2 separate regions of the Homo sapiens genome follow, and region 1 is linked to region 2. The links are chromatin contacts, found by POLR2A ChIA-PET in ENCODE. All regions are on one chromosome and are shown on one strand. The core of a region is the stretch at or near the end of the contact, and the rest is flanking DNA. Distances in the headings are between cores, read along the strand shown.

Evidence for each region. ChIA-PET counts read pairs that join two places held with the same protein, here RNA polymerase II (POLR2A).
Region 1: POLR2A ChIA-PET joins it to region 2 with 6 read pairs in GM12878. The contact joins the promoter of EIF4EBP3 here to the promoter of PCBD2 in region 2. POLR2A ChIA-PET finds 5 or more read pairs at or near these places in 2 of 52 experiments (AG04450 and GM12878).

Annotation. Positions count from the first base shown.
Region 1 is chr5:140,546,132-140,550,493 of GRCh38, reverse strand. It overlaps EIF4EBP3 (eukaryotic translation initiation factor 4E binding protein 3), which reads right to left and starts at 2,832. Exons shown (of 3, transcript NM_003732.3): 1 at 2,654-2,832; 2 at 1,418-1,588; 3 at 918-1,260. The coding sequence starts at 2,756. The coding sequence ends at 1,232. ANKHD1-EIF4EBP3 (ANKHD1-EIF4EBP3 readthrough) reads right to left here. Exons shown (of 36, transcript NM_020690.6): 35 at 1,418-1,588; 36 at 918-1,260. The coding sequence ends at 1,257. SRA1 (steroid receptor RNA activator 1) reads left to right here. Exons shown (of 5, transcript NM_001035235.4): 5 at 1-426. RefSeq lists enhancers at 1,762-2,469, 2,620-2,709, 2,470-3,176, 3,177-3,885.
Region 2 is chr5:134,903,048-134,907,627 of GRCh38, reverse strand. It overlaps PCBD2 (pterin-4 alpha-carbinolamine dehydratase 2), which reads right to left and starts at 2,497. Exons shown (of 4, transcript NM_032151.5): 1 at 2,405-2,497. The coding sequence starts at 2,488. RefSeq lists enhancers at 1,414-1,999, 2,000-2,584 and a silencer at 2,182-2,941.

The sequences.
Region 1 (4,362 bases), core at 1,583-4,082, 5.6 Mb before region 2:
GAGAGATGAACCCTTCCGGTGCCAAGCTAGTCCCCTCTGGTGTCCTCGACTGCCCTGCTCCCTGTGTATCTGCAAACCTCTGTTCTCCCTTCTCCATTCATCAGGAAGGGATCTGCTGGGTAAAGTCAGACTACTGCCTACCACTTTTTCCCAAAGTAGACTGAAAGCACATCCTGTGCTGGGCGGAGCAGCTGTGTTTGGATGGTTTCATTTCAGCATGAGAACAGACTCAAATAGAACGGGGAGACTTTTCCCTCAACAAAAGGAAAGACAGTCCTATTTGCACTGTATCACCCTTGAGATACTACTGTTACAGAGATTAGAACCACATTGAGTGGGGTTTTCTGTGTAAATCGAAGGAGAAAAAGACCAGATTACTGAGATTGGGGATTGTAACTCTGACTTGCCAAACAAACTGCTGCCTCATTTTGGGTTTCAGTGTGAACTCTAAGGTCTCTTGTAACCCTTTGAGAGAGGTACTTGGTGGACTATCATGCTGTGAGAAGGGTACAAGGTTTTTGGTGTTGGAATAGAGGAACTGGTGCTTAGAGGTGGGAAGCAGAAAAGGCACAGGGAGAGACAGGATGGCTATAGGCTGGGACAGCACCTCTTTTCCAAGAGTCCTGCTTTGGAATGGATAGGGGAGGGGCTGCTGGGGGGCCCTGGTTCCAGGAAGGCTGCTTCCTGGGAAGACAGGAACAGCCCTTGGCAGTGGCCAAGCTATTGCTGTTTATGGTTTGGAGGCTCATGTAACCTGCCACTGTAGCGTGCCTCAGGTTCTAATTGCTGCTGGAAGTGGGCCTGGTGGGAGCTGGGAATGATCTGAGGCCTCTGAGCTTAACCAGGCCTGCCAGGGCCTTCAGCTGTGTGGCTGAGATGAGAAAATCAGCATTGAGGAGAACACTGGAGCCAAGGCATTTCTTTGAATGTTTACTAAGCAGTCAGAAGGTGACTTACTCCATTCCCCAGTTCCAGCCCCTGAGCATAGAGGGTTTAGGGTTAGGAGGAGTACCACAGACTGAAGAGGAAGTAGAGTTAAGGGCTTGGCAAGTTGCCCACTCCTATCCCTGGTCTAGCTGCCTCAGAACTAAAGGAGGCCTGGAACTAACAAGTCACTCCCTTCCAGATTAGATGAGGCCAGCTGGCCTTTGGATGCCCCAGGAAGAGGTGGTGGCAGCAGTGGCATGAGGGATCCCTCTGTAACTCCACATGCCAGGTCATCTGCACTGGATTAGATGTCCATTTCAAATTGTGCGTCATCTGGAGAGAGAAAAGGCAGGAAGACAGGTTGCTGGTCTGAGGATCTGCAGGCTCAGCATCAGTGCAGAAACCCCTCTTGGAACTGAACCCCCGCACTGTGTCACAGTGGCATTTGAACTCAAAGGCTGGGACAATTCTTAATTCCTGCTTTCCTTACCGGGTATCTCTTCCTCTGTCTCCTGCTCCTTCAGCTCCTCCAGCTTGGAGAGAGGGGCTGTTGGAGGAGTTGTGACCCCGGGAATCTGAGGGAGGCAGCAGGGGGGTGTCCGGGCAATGGGTGAGTTCTTGCACTCCAGCAGGAACTTTCGGTCGTAGATGATCCTGGTGCCTGTCAAGGGGTTGGGACTGAGGTAAGAGTCAGGAGCTTGGGTACCGAGGTGACTGGGGTCCCAGACTCAGGCCTTTTGGGGCCTGGAGGTGAGGGTGGTGTCAAATTTCCCTGTGTATCAAAGGACATCGGCTCTGAAGCCCAGCTAGGTTCTCAGCAGACAAGCCTTCATAGTGCTTAAAATCTTCCAGACCTAACCAAGATGTGGGTATAAAGCAAGGGGGGCATCCCAGCTGGTATAGGCAGGGGCTTTATGTTTGGGAGAGCTTCAGATCTTGGCTCTAAGAGGAACACCAAACTTTGAGTTCAGGTACTTCATGCTGCTCCTCTACCACTCTGAAACCTCTGCTTTGGTCTCACCAGTGAAGGTGAGACCTAGACTAACAGCCTCAGGTGGTTCAAGAAGTGAAATAGCAGTTGTGAAGGGTTCCACCCAGTGCTGTTACCTGGGCTATCTCCTGCAGGGAGGAGAAACGTACTGTTCTAATCCTGACCCCTCCCAGGTCCTATAAGGTTCACACTAGCTCAGAGGAACTTGGCCCGCATAATGTCCTCAAAGGGTCCTGCCCTGTTCCTCCCCTCCGCTTCCGCGTGGCAGGAATCCCTGGGTCGGGAGCCCAGCAGCTCGTGATCCCAGGCTGCTCGCCCAACCAAACAGACGCCAGCCAGCAGCACAAAAACGGAGCAACTGCCCCAACTGTTCTAACTACTCCACTTCTCAAGACCCGGTGCTTCCGGCTGAGGTCACGCTCAGTAGGGGGCCCTGGCCCCTATTCCTAGGAAGCAAAGTCGCGAGGGGTAAGGAGCGTGTGTAAGGCTCCAAGAACCCAGGCCACAGTGAAGGATTACAGCCCAAACACCCGGAAGCTAGGCTCATGGCCTTGTTGCATCACTTAGAAGTTTTTGGGAACTGAGCTTCCGCTCCAAACATTCTCCCCCAAAGCTACAACCTGTAGAGGGGCCTGCGGACAAGTCTTAGGTCTGTCCCTCCCCTACCCCCGCCCCGCAACAACACGCACGCGCTAATATGTCCGCAGCCTGCGGACCCCTGCCCGGCCCGCTGACCTCCGGGGGTAGTGGCGTATAGCGTGCCCCCCGGCGTGGTGCTGTAGCAGTCGGGCAGCTGGTCCCGGCCCCCGGGAATCGGGCAGCTAGTGGACGTTGACATAGCGAGCGGGAGGAGCAGCAAAGTAACCGCCTGGCGTTGAGGTCGAGGAGCGCAGCTCTGAGTCTGAGGCGGACTCAGCCGACCACGTGCAGCTGCTGGCAACAACACTAGAACAACGTCACGCCCAGGGCGGGCCACCGGCCGTCACTCAACCCGACGGTCCCGCCCTATCTGCTAGGAAGCCAGCCCGGTTCAGAGAAAGCTGGAAATGCGTCCAAAGTCCCAGGCCCCACACCAGCTTCCAGTTCCTGCTGGCCCAGCGCTGGCCAACCTGCCTGAGTGCTGCAGCAGCTCAGCTATTTACTGTTTATAGCCGGGAGCTGGGGGCAGGTGAAGTAGGGCAAGCGTTTTTATCCTGTATTAGTTCACCCATTCCTTGCCAACTTTTGGATAGTAAAGCACTATGATTAGCCAAAGTCACACATCTTGCAGGAAGGGAAGCTGGGATTCAAATCTGACTGCATCTGATTCCAGGACTGTGCCCTTAAGCCCAGCTGTGTACTGCCTCCCATAAACAGTAACAGTACAAGGCCGGGTGCGGTGGCTCACGGCCTGTAATCCCAGCACTTTGGGAGGCTAAGGCGGGTGGATAGCTTGAGCCCAGGAGTCTGAGACCAGCCTGGGCAACATGGTGAAACCTAGACTCTACTAAAAATACAAAAATTAGCCGGGTGCGGCAGCATGCGCCTGTAGACCCAGCTACTCGGGAAGCTGAGGTGGAAGGATAGGTTGAACCCAGGAGGCGGAGGTTGCAGTGAGCGGAGATTGCACCACTGCACTCCAGCCTGGGTGACACATGCCTTGATGGCCTGGAGCACAGCAGGAAGGGGAAGGTCAGTGAGGGCTGGTCATCTTTCTGAAGAAGTGGTACCTGGACTAATAAAAGGATGAGTCAAGTTTGGGGGCTACAGCTGAGGCATCACCAGTCAGAAGGCCTGCCCTTTGATCTCTTTGCCAGTTAACTAAGGAGGGGCAGGGGGCTAGTGAGGAGGGCTTGGTCTTTAGAAGGAAAGAAAGGTCAGAGAGTTTGGCCTTGGAGTTTTTTTTTTGTTTTTTTTTTTTATGTAGACACAGTGATATGACAGGCTGGAGCAAGGTGGTGGGATTGGTGAAGATGTATATATGCTGGAAATCTTGAATTCATCAGGCTGTCCTGTTTGGCTTCCTCAAAATCAATACTGCCTCCACTGTCCCTTCCCCTCACCAAAAATTAAGTATAGACCACCTGACTGCATCCATTTATCAATATTAACTCAGCTCTGGCTTCATCAGATTTCTCCTTAGGTCTGATTTCTTCACTCATTTAAAAAAAGATTGCTTCTCAAACTATTTATTTTCTGAGATAGGGTTTTGCTCTGCTGCCTAGGCTGGAATGCAGTGGTGTAATCTCAGCTCAATGCAAACTCTGCCTCCTGGGTTCAGGCCATCCTCCCACCTCAGCCTCCTGAGTAGCTGGGACCACAGGTGCCCACCACCACACCGGGCTAATTTTTGGATTTTTTATAGAGACAAGGTTTCACCATGTTGCCCAGGCTGGTCTCGAATTCCTGAGCTCAAGTAACCTATCTGCCTCGGCCTCCCAAAGTGCTGGTGTGAGCCACCACAC
Region 2 (4,580 bases), core at 1,248-3,747:
AAATCAAAAGAGATTCATTCATCAGTTTTCCAGTGACAGTTCTGAAAAACTTACACATACATCTATCATAAGAAATCTAAAATTCTTGGCCAGGCGTGGTGGCTCATGCCTGTAATCCCAGCACTTTGGGAGGCCGAGGCGAGCAGATCACAAGGTCAGGAGTTCGAGGCCAGCCTGGCCAAGATGGTGAAACCCGTCTCTACTAAAAATACAAAAATTAGCCAAGCGTGGTGGCACGCGCCTATAGTCTCAGCTACTCAGGAGGCTGAGGCAGGAGAATCGCTTGAACCCAGGAGGCAAAGTTGCAGTGCGCCAAGACCGCACCACTGCACTCCAGTCTGGGCAACAGAGCGAGACTCCGTCTCAAAAAAAAAGAAAGAATTCTGAAATTCTTATTAAACACTTATTTTGTCAACTCAGAGAATTTTGGAAAAGAAACAGAATTATGTGTGTCCACACTGAGTAGCTGCAAAGAAAACCATTAAACATGCTGCCTGTAATAAGGCAGGAACCTGGAGTCTGTAGAACACACTGAGCTGTTTTCTCTGAGTGCTGGACCATCCACATCCCCGCTAAGATCAGTGGTATGCACTTTATGCCCACAACAGACACCTGCCCAGCAGCAGGGACCACACCCAGGACTGGGAAATGGAGCCACTTCATCTACATAACATCAAAGGCCCCCATGAGGGCACATTCACAGCAGAACCCTTGGTGGTGGGCTTAATTTTTTCAGGGGATGGGGGGTAGGCTAGGATTTGAAGAGAGTAAACTAGATCTAAGGCCTAACTTTGTTACTTTTAGCTGTGGGATACTAAACTCCGCTTTTCTGAATTCCGGGATCCTTCTGTCTGTAGTGGGGATATTATAATATCTACCTGCCAAGATTTTTTGAAAGGCTTAGATTACAGATCTTGAATGTGAGGGTACCTAGCATTGAGCCTGGCATGGGGCAGCGCTCAAATCATGTCTGTTGACTCATTCCTTCCCAGAACACCCTAATCTTACTGGATCACTAGCACCTGGGGCAGAGTACGCCTGAAGACACGCCTAGGTGACAGTAGGCACTCAACTTGTGTTCTCCCCTTCGTGGACAAGAAGCGGCGGAGTGCCTATCTTCCTCCGTCTTCGAGCTATTTTAAATTTCTTCTATTACAGCACTTTGGGAGGCCGAGGAGGGTGGATGACGAGGTCAGGAGATCGAGACCATCCTGGCTAACACGGTGAAACCCCGCCTCTACTAAAAATACAAAAAAATTAGCCGGGCGTGGCGACGGGCGCCTGTTGTCCCAGCTACTCGGGAGGCTGAGGCAGGAAAATGGCGTGAACCCGGGAGGCGGAGCTTGCAATACGCCGAGATCGCGCCACTGCACTCCAGCCTGGGTGACGGCGTGATTCTCCTTCTCAAAAAAAAAAAAAAAAAAAAAAAAAAATTCTTCTATTAAAGAATTTCAGGCCAGGCGCAGTGGCTCGCGCCTGTAATCCCAGCACTTTGGGAGGCCGAGGCAGGTAGATCACCTGAGGTCAGGAGTTCGAGACTAGCCTGGCCAACATGGCGAAAACCCCTCTCTACTAAAAATATAAAAAATTACCTGGGCGAAATGGCACGCGCCTGTAATCGCAGCTACTCGGGAGGGTGAGGCAGGAGAATAGCGTGAACCCAGGAGATGGAGGTTGCAGTGAGCCGAGATCGCGCCACTCCACTCCGGGCTCGGCGATACAGCGAGACTCCGTGTCGAAAAAACAAAACAAAACAAAACATTTCAAACTGAAATGGGCGGTTAAAATGCAACTTAAAATGAGATGGTGAGTTTAACGCACCACTTTTCCACTAGGTGGTGCTGCATGTTAAAACTTTCCCTCCATTTACTCCAAAATATTAATTTCTACAGCAGGAAAACTGACGGCCCCTTGGAAAAGGAAAGAAAAGTCAATATGTCACCAAAAAAGACAATTTATTAATAACTCCTCCAAAACCTCTGTGGGTTCCCCTTGGAGTGAAGCGCGAGCAGGGAGCCGCCATAGGGAGCCAGGCCCGCAGCGCCGTTCGTCCTCAGCACAACGAGCGGCAGCGGGCACCGAATTGTTCTGCAACTACTTTTCACATCTGCCTTTTGTAGTTGCTGAACAAAATTCGTTCCCATTTGTTTCCGGTTGGCAAGTTCGTAGGCTTCGGCGGAAGTGTAAAGTCAAGGGCAAGTGGCGGAGGCTGCGGCCACCCCGGTCTCTGAGCGGCGCACCGGACAGGTGGTCAGTCCCGGGACGCGGTGACCCGACGCCCGAGCTCCAAGGCTCGGCCCACGCCGGGTTCGCCCCAGTCCCGCTGGTCCCTCAGCCGACGCCGCCGGGCCTCGCACCGCCCCCCGACCCCGGACCCCCACCCACGCGGCCGCTGTGCACTCACCATGGCCGCTAGCCCTAGGCTCTGGCCTCGCAGCGCCGCCAACAAGCGCCGCGTCGCCCCGAGCGCCCCGAGCACCGCCGCCATTGGCCGTCTGCCGAGGGCTGCCCCGCGCGCTGCCTGCCGGCCGCCCACAGCCGCCCCCGACCCGACCACGCCCAGCTACCGCCAGCCCTGGTAGTCTCCCTGCGGGGCTGGCCCGGAGCGGGGTCTGTGTGTGGGAAGCGCCCAGCCTTCCCGCGGGCACAGGCGCAGCCCGGACCCCGAACACCCCCAGGAGCTTCAGCGGTCGCCAGCGCCCTTGGCCGCCAGGTGGACTCTGCGCGCCCCACAGCCGTAGGCCCAGCAGGCGCGCGCGGTCCCCGCCCCGTGCGGGCCCGTCGCGTCTGTGCCCGGGACGCAGGTCGCCCGGCGCGCGCTGGCCTTGCCCTCCGGTCCTCGCTGCGCTAGGAGGAACTTCGCCCAGCCTCGGGCGCCGGCCTCCTCCGCTTCGCGGGCGCTAGCACCGAGCTGGGCTCCCCGCTTGGCGGCGCTGCGCGCAGTCCATGCGGGCAGGAGGATGTCGTAGGCCAGGGCGGGGCAGTTGAGCGGCGGGGCTGGGGCAGTGAACCACGGCAGTTCCCATCGGGGGCTCCTAAGTCTTGCAGTAGTGGGTTCGAACGCAGCCTCTGTTCAGTCATCACGCAGCTGCCAAGTTCTTGAGCCAGCTGGCTCGTCTGGGTTTGCCTGGACCAAAAAGTGTGGAAACCCGGCCTGTAATCCCCTCCCAAACGTGTCCGTGCCCTGTTTACCCCCAGGCTCAGCACACAGTAGGAGCTCTGCAGACAGCTGTGAACAGATTTAGGTGAATCTTTTCTTGTATCATTTTTGGGGAGGTATTCTTTCATTCTTTTTTTTTTTTTTTTTTTGACTTTTTTGAGATGTAATTGACATACTATTAAGAATACTCACTTGTATCTTTTTTTTTTTTTTTTTTTTTTGAGACGGAGTCTCGCTCTGTCGCCCAGGCTGGAGTGCAGTGGCGCGATCTCGGCTCACTGCAAGCTCCGCCTCCCGGGTTCACGCCATTCTCCTGCCTTAGTCTCCCGAGTAGCTGGGACTACAGTCACCCGCCACCACGCCCGGCTAATTTTGTTTTTGTATGTTTAGTAGAGACGGGGTTTCACAGTGTTAGCCAGGATGGCCTCAATCTCCTGACCTCGTGATCCGCCCGCCTCGGCCTCCTAAAGTGCTGGGATTACAGGCGTGAGCCACCGCGCCCGGCCTCTTTTTTGTTTGTTTTTAACTGAATAGTTTAAGCAGGCCAGGCATGGTGGCCCGCACCTGTAATCACAGCACTTTGGGAGGACAAGGCAGGAGGATCACTTGAGGCCAGATGTTCGAGATCTGCCTGGGCAACATGGCAAAACCCCATCTCTATTAAAAATACAAAAATTAGCCACGCGTGGTGGCACGTGCTGGTAGTTCCAGCTATCCGTGAGGCTGAGATGGGAGGATGGCTTGAGCCCGGGAGGCTGCAGTGAGCTGAAATCACGCCACTGCATTCCATCGACAGCAAAATACCCTTTCCCTCACCCCCCTCAAAAATAAAAAAAAAAGTTTATGCAAATTAATAAGCAGTTTTGCAGAGGATATGGCAAAATATTTTTTTTAAGAACAAGAGTCCATTTAACTTCAACTTAGCAGTTATTAGCAGTCCATCCATATGGACCTAGAAAAAATAAAGCATTTTGCCTCAAAGTAGCCCAAAATTCACGGGCTTCTGTTCTTCCCATTTGCCCACTTGACAAAATGTAACCATTTCGCCGGGTGCAGCGGCTCATACCTGTAGTCCCAGCACTTTGGGAGGGTGAGGCGGGTGGATCAATTGAGGCCAGGAGTTCGAGACCAGCCTGGCCAAAATGGTGAAACCCCGTCTCTACTAAAAATACAAAAATCAGCTGGGCATGGTGGTGCGTGCCTGTAATCCCAGCTACTGAGGAAACTGAGGCAGGAGAATAGCTTGAACCCGGGAGGCGGAGGGTGCAGTGAGCTGAGATTGCACCACTGCACTCCAGCCTGGCAACAGAGCAAGACTCTGTCAAAAAAAAAAAAGATGTAACCATTTCAAAAGCAAAACTCGGGAGGAATCACACTGGGGGCCCTTATCAAATGTTGCTGGTCCTAAAGAATTAAAAGT